Regions from separate parts of the Homo sapiens genome. Here region 2 is linked to region 1. A link is a contact called in ENCODE Hi-C data. All regions are on one chromosome and are shown on one strand. Each heading gives the region's core, a stretch centred on a gene start or an enhancer-like site at or near the end of the contact. The rest is flanking DNA. Distances are from core to core; before and after follow the strand shown.

Evidence for each region. A loop is a pair of places that touch in the nucleus more often than their neighbours do. Pooled maps may share reads with other maps.
Region 2: a pooled map shows a loop between it and region 1 (2.3-fold over the local background). The contact joins the promoter of TBXAS1 here to the promoter of KLRG2 in region 1. A Hi-C loop is called at or near these places in 2 of 37 single-sample maps with no recorded cell type and 7 of 50 pooled maps.

What each region holds. Positions count from the first base shown.
Region 1 is chr7:139,480,620-139,486,285 of GRCh38, reverse strand. It overlaps KLRG2 (killer cell lectin like receptor G2), which reads left to right and starts at 2,613. Exons shown (of 5, transcript NM_198508.4): 1 at 2,613-3,400. The coding sequence starts at 2,644. RefSeq lists silencers at 2,444-2,503, 2,964-3,243 and an enhancer at 3,374-3,453.
Region 2 is chr7:139,827,228-139,833,034 of GRCh38, reverse strand. TBXAS1 (thromboxane A synthase 1) reads right to left here and starts at 3,771. Exons shown (of 13, transcript NM_001061.7): 1 at 3,556-3,771. The coding sequence starts at 3,644. RefSeq lists an enhancer at 2,899-4,098.

The sequences.
Region 1 (5,666 bases), core at 1,364-3,863:
GGGTGTTAGCAGGAGGAGGGTACTGGGCCCAAAGAGGCATTTAAAACTTGAACATGTTGAGTGATGCCCTTGACTGATGAGGAATGAGCAGAAGCCTCGTAGTGGTGGAGAAGGACCCTTTGGTGAAGCTTTCCCAGGTGATTTTCTGCTAAAGTTTTGGCTTTCTCAAAACACTCTCATAGTAAGCAGATGTTATTGCTCTTTTGCCCTCTAGAAAGCCAACAAGCAAAATGCCTTGAGCATCCCAAAAAACTGTTGCTGTGACTTCTGCTCTTGACCTGTCCACTTTTGCTGTGACTGGGCCACTTCCACCTCTTGGGAGCCATTGCTTTGTGCTTTGTCTTCAGGATCCTACTGGTAAAGCCACGTTCCATCTTCTGTTACAACTCTTCAGAGAAATGCTTCAGGATCTTGATCCTACTCGTTTTAAATTTCCATTGAAAGTTCTGCTCTTGGCTGCAGCTGATCTGGACGCAATGGTTTTCCATAGAGTGGAAACTTTGCTCAACTTTAATTTTTCAGTCAGAAAAGTGTAAGCTGAACCAATTGAGACGTCTTTGGTGTTGGCTGTTGTTTGTGCTGTTAATCGTTGGTCCTCTTCATGAGGGCACAAATAAGATTAATTATTTTACTCAAAAATTGATGTGGATGGTCTGCCACTGAGGGCTTTATCCTCAACATTGTCTCATCCCTTCTCTTTTTTTTTTTTTTTGAGATGGAGTCTCCTTCTGTCACCCAGGCTGGAGTACAGTGGCACAATCTCGGCTCACTGCAAACTCTGCCTCCCGAGTTCAAGCAATTCTCCTGCCTCAGCCTCCCGAGTAGCTAGGATTACAGGCACCCACTACCACGCCCGGCTAATTTTTTGTATTTTCAGGCACCCGAGTAGCTGAGACTACAGGCGCATGCCACCATGCCAGCTAATTTTTTGTATTTTAGTAGAGACGGGGTTTCACTGTGTTGCCCAGGCTGGTCTTGAACTCTTGAGCTCAGTCAATCCGCCCACCTCGGCCTCCCAAAGTGCTGGGATTACAGGCGTGAGCTGCCGCGCCCAGCTTAATTTTTGCTTTTTTAGTAGAGACAGGATTTCAGCATGTTGGCCAGGCTGGTCTCGAACTCCTTACCTCAAGTGATCCACCTGCCTCGGCCTCCCAAAGTGCTGGGATTACAGGCTGAGCCACCACGCCTGGCCTCATCCCTTCTTAAAACGAGTTTTCCATTTGCAAACTGCTGGTTTCTTGGGGGCATTGTCCCCATGAGCTTTTCATAAAAATATCAATGATGTCACCATAAATGTGATGATTATTCTTGCTTCAAATTTAGCAGAATCCTTGTTGCTCTGACAGGAGCTCTTTTCAAACTGATGTCTTATCCTTCTTAGTGCCTCAAACTAGATCTTGTCGAGACATGTGATAACAAGTTAGTACAAATTTATTTTGGTGCCAAAAAATTTTCAAATCCATGCATAGTTTTTTTCATAGTATGAATTTTCCATGAACCTTTTGAAGACCGCTTGTATAGAAAAAAACAGTATATATAGGGTTTGGTGCTATCCAAAGTTTCAGGCATTCACTGGGAGGTCTTGGAACTATCCCAGTGGATAAGGGAGGACTACTATGCTAAAAACTATCCCTTGTTTAACTGAAATTCAAATTAAACTGAGTGGCCTGCATTTTATCTGCCAACCCTACCCTGGGGGCACTTAAAAATACCAGAGGCCAGGCGGGGCGCGGTGGCTCACGCCTGTAACCCCAGCACTTTGGGAGGCCGAGGCGGGCAGATCACGAGGTCAGGAGATCGAGACCATCCTGGCCAACATGGTGAAACCCCGTCTCTACTAAAAATACAAAAATTAGCCGGGCGTGGTGGGGTGGGTGCCTGTAGTCCCAGCTACTCACGAGGCTGAGGCAGGAGAATCGCTTGAACCTGGGAGGCGGAGATTGCAGTGAGCCGAGATCGGGCCACTGCACTCCAGCCTGGCGACAGAGCAAGACTCCGTCTCAAAAAAAAAAAAAAAAAGAAGAATTGCTTATCCACGCCCTGTTTCTTTTCTCTTAGCGTTACTCAGTGGGGGAGTCCTCCCAAGTATGATGGAGAGTCCTTTCGAAACCCTGCTGGATTGTCAGGACAACCAACTGGGCTACTTTTCCACAGGTCGCCCCAATTCCTTTGGATTCTGATTTCTCTGAGGTCCCAGGATCCAGACAGGCTTGGCCAATCCTTCCCCGCCCAAACTGTAACTCTCAAAACCAACACCCCGGCATAGGGCTGGAGGGGAAAATGGGTGAGGTCAGAGACAAAGAAGAGGGAAGGGTCAGGCGGGGCTCCGGGTTCCCTGCCACAAGCCTCCGCTGGTGTTCTGCTTTTCTCCCGAGAGCTCCCGCCCACCCTGCAACCCTCGCCTGGCCCCGCTGCCGTTCTCAGCTCCCTCCCAGTGCCTGGTGGAGGCCGGGGCTGTGTCCCGAAGGGGGTCGGGGCAGCAGAACCTCAGCCACAGCCAATCACAGCGGGGTCCTTCGGGGAGGGGCGTGGCCTGACAACTTCGGCGACGCGGCTGGACCAATCCGGACGGAGGAGAGCGAAGCTCCTCTGCACTGGGCCCAGGTGCGCTCCTCAGCGTCTCCGGGTGGCGGGGCGCGCGGGATGGAGGAGTCTTGGGAGGCTGCGCCCGGAGGCCAAGCCGGGGCAGAGCTCCCAATGGAGCCCGTGGGAAGCCTGGTCCCCACGCTGGAGCAGCCGCAGGTGCCCGCGAAGGTGCGACAACCTGAAGGTCCCGAAAGCAGCCCAAGTCCGGCCGGGGCCGTGGAGAAGGCGGCGGGCGCAGGCCTGGAGCCCTCGAGCAAGAAAAAGCCGCCTTCGCCTCGCCCCGGGTCCCCGCGCGTGCCGCCGCTCAGCCTGGGCTACGGGGTCTGCCCCGAGCCGCCGTCACCGGGCCCTGCCTTGGTCAAGCTGCCCCGGAATGGCGAGGCGCCCGGGGCTGAGCCTGCGCCCAGCGCCTGGGCGCCCATGGAGCTGCAGGTAGATGTGCGCGTGAAGCCCGTGGGCGCGGCCGGTGGCAGCAGCACGCCATCGCCCAGGCCCTCCACGCGCTTCCTCAAGGTGCCGGTGCCCGAGTCCCCTGCCTTCTCCCGCCACGCGGACCCGGCGCACCAGCTCCTGCTGCGCGCACCATCCCAGGGCGGCACGTGGGGCCGCCGCTCGCCGCTGGCTGCAGCCCGGACGGAGAGCGGCTGCGACGCAGAGGGCCGGGCCAGCCCCGCGGAAGGAAGCGCCGGCTCCCCGGGCTCCCCCACGTGCTGCCGCTGCAAGGAGCTGGGGCTGGAGAAGGAGGATGCGGCGCTGTTGCCCCGCGCGGGGTTGGACGGCGACGAGAAGCTGCCCCGGGCCGTAACGCTTACGGGTGAGTGCTCACCTGCGCCGGCAGCCGACGCCGCCAGGTCGGGTGGACGTAGCCGAAACCCCCACACCCGCCCAGCCCTGGACCGCTGGGCAGCTGACCGACTAAGGGACCCAGTTGGCCATCCCGATCCCCAACCCGATCTGGCCTCTCGGGCTTACAATCAATAACATTCCTGTCTACGTAACTGTAATTCACATTGTTGCCGTGTCTCACGCCTGTAATCCCAGCACTTTGGGAAGCCGAGGCGGGCGGATCACCTGAGGTCAGGAGTTCGAGACCAGCCTGACCAATATGATGAAACCCCGTCTCTACTAAAAATACAAAAATTAGCCTGGCATGGTGGCATTCACCTGTAATCCCAGCTACTCAGGAGGCTGAGACAGGAGAGTCGCTTGAACCCGAGAAGCGGAGGTTGCAGTGGGCCGAGATCATGCCATTGTACTCCAGCCTGGGCAACAAGAGAGAAACTCCGTCTCAAAAAAAAAAGAGTAAAGCCACTCCCCTTCTCATCCTCCCCTACCCGCACTCCCGAACTTTCAAATTCCCTCTTAGCATGCGCAGCACCTTTGAGAAGTAGCAGTGGAAGGAACTCCAGATGAGGGGAAGTCATTCAGGATCAGGTGGCAGGGGTGGCAGCCCAGATCCCCCCATCCCTGCACTGCCAAGGACTTTCTGGAAGGTCCAGGCTGCTGCTTTCTTTCCACCACACTGAGGAACATTTAGCCCCAAACACTCATCCATTCAGTAGATAGTGAGTGGGACCACAGGGTAGATGTGCCAGTAGTATGTGCGGCTGGTTATTTTGTGGTGTGGGGGAGGGGGAGCTTGACACAGAAGAAAGAGCCCACAAAAGATACAGACTGTCCTGGATAAGGAGACTGGAGGGAGTAGTTGGTGAATTTGGGGCAAGAGATAGCCAATTTTTTTCTTTTTTTCTTTTTTCTTTCTTTTTTTTTTAAGAAATAAGTTTTGCGCTTGTCACCCAGGCTGGAGTGCAATGGCACAATCTCGGCTCACTGCAACCTTCGCCTCCTGGATTCAAGCGATTCTCCTGCCTCAGCCTCCTCCCGAGTAGCTGGGATTACAGGCGCCGGCCACCATGCCTGGCTAGTTTTTGTATTTTTGGTAGACAGGGGGTTTCATCATGTTGGCCAGGCTGGTCTGGAACTCCTGACCTCAGGTGATCCAGCCGCCTCAGCCTCCCAAAGTGCTGGGATTACAGGTGTGAACCACCGGGCCAGCCAGAAAGCCACATCTTGAAAGGTGAGTAGGAGTAGGGGGTGCTAGGGATCCCTGCTAGGTAGAGAGACTGGAAGGAGCAACGGCCAGGAGGGGTCAGAGCCCCGCCCAGCAGGCAAACTGGCAAAAGCTTGGCTGATTGAGAAGCAGGCCAAGCCCACTGACAGGCACCAAATTCCCAGGGCCTCTAGTTGAGAGGTTCTTAGACAGGGCTAGGGTTCAGGGGCTTGGATCACTCAGGAACTTTTGCAGAGTTTGATGTGAGCACATTTTCTGTGTGATGGAATATTAGTTTTCTATTGCTGTTGTAACAAATTACCACAAACTTAGTGTCTTTAAGTGACACAAATGTATTATCTTACAGTTCCGTTAAGTCAGAAGTCTATAATGCCGGCTCACTGGTCTAAAATCGAGTTTTCAGTGGGGCTGCATTCCTTTCTGGGGGTCTAGGGGAGACTCCCTTTTCTTGCCTTTGCTAGCTTCTGGGCTTTTCTTAGGTCAAGCCCTTCTCTATATTAAAATCCAGCGTTGTTGGTAGAGTCCTCCTGCTGCCACTTCTGATGCTCACCACCTGTCTTCCTCTTCCACATATAAGGCTCCTGAAGCTGGGCACGGTGGCTCACGCCTGTAATCCCAGCACTTTGGGAGGCCAAGGCGGGCGGATCACTTAGGGTCAGGAGTTCAAGACCAGCCTGACCAACATCGTCAAACCCCATCTCTACTAAAGATATGAAAATTAGCCAGGCATGGTGGCAGTCACCTGTAATCCCAGCTACTTGGGAGGCTAAGGCATGAGAATTGCTTGAACCCAGGAGGTGGAGGTTGCAGTGAGCTGAGATCATGCCACTGCACTCCAGCCTGGGCGATAGAAAGACTCAGTCTCAAAAAAAAAAAAAAAAAAGGGCCAGACGCGTTGGCTCACACCTGTAATCCCAGCACTTTGGGAGGCCGAGGTGGGCAGATCACAAGGTCAGGAGTTCAAGACCAACCTGGCCAACATGGTGAAACCCCGTCTCTACTAAAAATA
Region 2 (5,807 bases), core at 2,522-5,021, 350 kb before region 1:
ATGGGTCCTGTGTGATTTATGCTTTAAAGAGGTTCTGTTTTGATGTGTTTCCAGGATTTGTTTCAAGATTTGGAGCTCCTTTTACCAGTTCTTGTAGTGGTGGCCTAGTAATGGCAATTCTCTCAGCATTTGTTTGTCTGAAAACGACTGTATCTTTCCTTCATACATGATGCTTAGTTTCACTGGATACAACATTCTTGGCTGATAATTGATTTGTTTGAGAAGCTGGAAGACAGGGCCCCAATCCCTTCTAGCTTGTAGGGTTTCAGCTGAGAAATCTTCAGTTCATCTGATAGGTTTTCCTTTATAGGTTACCTGGTTCTTCTGTCTCACAACTCTTAAGATTCTTTCCTTTGTCTCAACTCTGGATAACCTGATGACAATGTGCCTAGGCAAAGATCTTTTTGCGATGAATTTCCCACGTGTTCTTTGTGCTTCTTGTATTTGGATGTCTAGGTCTCTAGCTAGACTGGGGAACTTTTCCTTGATTATTCCCCCAAATATGTTTTGCAAGCTTTTAGAATTCTCTTCTTCCTCAGGAACACCAATTATTCTTAGGTTTGGTCATTTAACATAATCCCAGACTTCTTGGAGGCTTTGTTCATATTTTTTTATTTTTTTTCTTTGTCTTTGTTGGATTCAGTTAATTCAAAGACCTTGTCTTTGAGCTCTGAATTTCCTTCTTCTACTTGTTCTATTGCTGAGACTTTCCAGAGCATTTCACATTTCTAAAAGTGTGTCCAAAGTTTCCTGAATTTTCTATTGTTTTTTCTTTAAGCTATCTATTTCATTGAATATTTCTCCCACTCAAATTGGGGGAGTGTGTTGGGAGAGGAGGGTCTCCCTTTCCCACTTCCGCAGTTGGGGCACTCACAGTATTTGGGGTGTCTTCTGGGCCCTACAGGAGCAATCCGCTTCCTTCAGAGGGTCTGTGGGTCCCCTCAGAATTGCTGATTTATTCTTGCAGTTGATCTGGAGCTAAAATTCACCATGGAAGCTTCCAGATGCTGCTTTGTCTGGAGCTGCAGTCTAGTCCTGCCTCCTGTCCACCATGATTCCCTCCATCCTCCCATCCTTCTGTTTTGTTTTGTTTTGTTTTGTTTGAAACAGAGTCTTTCTTTGTCACCCAGGCTGGAGGGAAGTGGCATGATCTCAGATCACTGCAGCCTGTGCCTCCCAGGTTGAAGCGATTCTCCTGCCTCAGCCTCCCAAGTAGCTGGGATTACAGACACCTGCTGCCATGCCCAGCTAATTTTTGTATTTTTAGTAGAGATGGAGTTTCACCATGTTGGCCAGGCTGGTCTCGAACTTCTGACCTCAAGTGATCTGTCTGCCTTGGCCTCCCAAAGTGCTGGGATTATAGGCATGAGCCACCGCGCCCAGCCCATTTGATTTCACCTTCTCAGGGTTTAGGTTCTCTGCTGCCATCTCACCTGGCTGGATGGCACATGTAACACTTAAAGCAAAGACTAATGTGCTGCAATGTTTAATCCACTCCCCCTGCCAGTTTCTCCTGCAAGTGTCTCTACACCTCCATCTTTCCTTGCCTGTGAATCCTCTCACTGGAGGAAAAGCACCCCTGTCTCTTCCACACATATCCTTTCAAGACAATGAAGCAGGAAGGGGGCCTTGCCTCATTCAAGCTGGTGGCTGTTGCTTAGTGGCTGACTAGAGTCTCACCCGGAACAGAAGGGTTGAAAGCCCAAGGGTGGTTCCCCTTGCACTGAATCAAGGGATGGACCCAAAAGCACCAGAGCCAGGGCCGTGACCTCTCTCCTGCTGCCTCTGCTCCTCCTGCAGTATCCTCTCTAGACATCCAGCTCACCCCCAGAACCTCTGTGTCTCCCCTGCCTTGGGCACCTTCTCCAGATCTCCTGCTTCCTGACCTTGTACCAGGGCCTCCTCCAGACTGGGCACACATTAACAGGTTAATAAATATTTTTGCAATAACAAATAGAAGTCAGCTCTCACTTCCTGTTTACCACTTCTGCTTGGTACATTTATCTTAATCTCTGCATCTTTGAACCAGGTTATTAATATGGCCCAAGAATAGACAGCAAACACATAGCTGCCCTGCTGAATGGTGTGGTGTTCCTACATGGCAGGCACTGAGCTGGAGGCTCAGACACAACAAAGACTGAAACAAAAGTGTAAAAAAGTGTCCGCTTTGAGAACCACAGTCAGAGCATAGCTATTGATGAGATTAATATGAATAAGCACATTAGTAAGAAATTAAAAATAAACCTAAACCACTAAAGACTTATTTTCTTTTAGGTTACATAGATGATAGATGGTTAATTATAGTGGCTGACATCGACTAAGCACTTTCTGCATGTCAGACACTGTGCTTCGGGCTTCCCGGAGCATAAAAACACATTGAGATGGATTATTGGGGGCTGGGGGTAGGGAAGGAGCTACCATTTGCTCTTGGTTTTACATGTGGCCAGTTTCAATCCAAGGTAAGCTACAATGAGATAAAAAAGTTCAAAAAAAAAATTAAACCAGTTAAAAAGAAAAACAGCACTGGGACTGAGGCTGGGTTTCAGAGCCAATTTCCAAGAAGTAATTTCATCATCATAGAACATCAAACGTGAATTCCACTCTCAGCTATGCAAATTCCAAAAGAATAATACCTCACATTTGCATAATGCTTGATGCTTTTCAAAGTGCTTTCCCAGTTATTAATCTAGAGAAGGCTTTATTACTACTGAAAACATAAATTAAAATTCTGTTCGGACTCCAGTCCTCCATTATTTTTTCCACTCACTTTGCCCTCAAAAGCCAGAGCCATCTAAATCCAGGTGCTTTTGATTGAATGGGTAACTCTAATAAGTTTAACTGACAGGGCGAATATGCATAAATGTAGCATATTATGAGGCCTTCGACCTACAGACACCAGAGTCAGCCTTAGGAAAATTTGCTGTTGAATTAACAAAACCACAGGGGAGCAACTCGGAGTTCAAGTTTGAGATCCTTTCAGGGTCTCAAATTTTGTAGGAGCTGCACACACTATGTTCATCAGAATCCATCTCCCTCTATCAACTATGAGAAATTAGATCTACCACTTTGTCCTTAACCCTACAGAAATCCCCCTCAATGACTTCCTGCAAAGAGGCCCACATTTGCCAAACAGCTCCTACGTCTTGTTTTGTTTTGAATGTAATATGAACCAAGAGGCTGAATTCACTGTAAATCCAACAAGGACAGAGGATTTTAGAAAAATGAGGTGAGGAGATATGACGGGGTTCAAGGAAATGCTTCTACCCAAACCTAATGCCTTTCCAATTTGTTTCTTTTTCCATCTCTTTCAAACTTAATTATGTGTAGCGTTCTCAGTCACTGAATCACCAGCCTTTCCTGACACTTCAATCTCATGCATTTTAGCAAAAGATTAACCTGGCTGTTTGCTTTTAATTCTGAAGCTGTGTTAATACTCACTCCCGCTAGATTAGAAAAGAAGAAAAACACACTCCCACATACCCCGCCATGGCACCAGCAAGGCTCCAGGGTGAGACGGCTGACGCTGTCACAGTCCCTAGGGCTGGCTGCACTTACCATTTCAGGAGGGCCAAGAGAGCCACTGACAGGGCCACCGTCACCATGGGGCCATTCACTTCCAATTTTAGAAACCCCAAGGCTTCCATCATTCCTCTGAGACCCCAGAGTGGTGGTCTTCCAGATGAGACAGGAGGCTGATCTCGCCGCCCTTATGGGAACCGTGCTCTGCAGGTAGAAAAGGGAACAGGCAACCAAGCAAACATCACATGGAGTGGGCCCCCACAATGTGCTCTTTCTCAGAGTGTCTCCCTATAAAGAGGAAGGAAGAGGAGGGCACAACAAAGGGTTTCAGTGTAAAGGAATGAATCAGCAACTTTATTCCTTGATGACTGCACTGTCAATAAACATTTATATTAACTTCCTCAGAGAAGAAAAGCAAACTTCCCCATGTTTGCTGAGAAACAAAATGGTTGTAACCACGGACTTGTACTCTGAGAGGAAGTCTTCAAAGAGAGACTCTTCTCCAAAATGTCTATCTATATCTATCTCTATGTCTATATCTATATCTATATCTACATCCATCTATAATTTTTTAAATTCACAATTAAGTGAAGATACATGTCAAGAGATTCTGAATATCCCAGAAAAATACAGGACCAGACGCCAGCCTGATCAAAATGCTGGCTGCTTTGAGGACAACCATCCCACCAAGTCCATTAGTTGCTGGGTCTGAGGACCTGTCTGAGTGTCTGGCTGTTGGAGCAAAGCAAAGATCCCGATTGGGGTCAGTGTTCTCATGGTGAGTTGGAGGGCTTCTCAAGTGTTTGAAGGCAGATCCGTAGGCTCATATATGGGTCCTTTGTTCTAGCTTTGAGCTTATCTGACTAAAGTGGACAGAGAGATGGAGGGGATCATAGTGGCTGGGTGGCAGGACTAGATTGCAGCTTCAGACAGAGCAGCATCTGGAGGCTTCCATGGTGAATTTTAGCTCCAGATCAACTGCAAGAAAAAACCAGCAATCCCAAAAGGACCCACAGACTCTCTGAAGGAACCAGACTGCTCCTGCAGGACCCAGAAGACACTCCAAATACTGTGAGTGCCCCATTTGCGGAAGTGGGAAAGGGAGACCCTCCTCTCCCAACACAATCCCCCAATATTGAATGGGAGAAATATTCAATGAAATAGCTTAAAGAAAAAATAATTGAAAATTCAGGAAACTTTGGACACACTTTTAGAAATGTGAAATGCTCTGGAAAGTCTCAGCAATAGAATTGAACAAGTAGAAGAAAGAAAATCAGAGCTCAAAGACAAGGTCTTCAAATTAACCCAATTCAACAAAGACAAAGAAAAAAGAATAAGAAAATATGAACAAAGCCTCCAAGAAGTCTGGGATTATGTTAAATGACCAAACCTAAGAATAATTGGTGTTCCTGAGGAAGAAGAGAATTCTAAAAGCTTGGAAAACATATTTGGGGGAAGAATCAAGGAAAACTTCTGCAGCCATCTAGAGACCTAGACATCCAAATACAAGAAGTACAAAGAACACATGGGAAATTCATTGTAAAAAGATCTTTGCCTCAGCACATTGTCATCAGGTTATCCAGAGTTGAGACAAAGGAAAGAATCTTAAGAGCTGTGAGACAGAAGAACCAGGTAACCTGTAAAGGAAAACCAATCAGATGAACAGCAGATTTCTCAGCAGAAAACCTACAAGCTGGAAGGGATTGGGGCCCTGTCTTCCGGCTCCTCAACAAACCAATTATCAGCCAAGAATTTTGTATCCAGTGAAACTAAGCACCATATATGAAGGAAAGATACAGTCATTTTCAGACAAACAAATCCTGAGAGAATTCGTCATTACCAAGCCACCACTACAAGAACTGGTAAAAGGAGTTCTAAATCTTGAAACAAATCCTGGAAACACATCAAAACAGAACCTCTTTAAAGCATAAATCACACAGGACCTATAAAACAAAAATACAAGTTAAAAAACAAAAGCAAAAAACAAACAAAGAAGTACACAGGCAACAAAGAGCCCGATGAATGCAATGGTACCTCACATTTCAATATTAACACTGAATGTAAATGGCCTAAATGCTGCACTTAAAAGATACAGAACTGCAGAATGGATAAGAACTCACCAACTAACTATCTGCTGCCTTCAGGAGACTCACCTGACACATAAGGACTCATGTAAACTTAAAGTAAAGGGGTGGAAAAAGACACTTCATGCAAATGGACACCAAAAGCCAGCAGGGGTAGCTATGGGCTTCCTTTTCTGTGCCCCCACAGGTCTTAGGATGGTCACA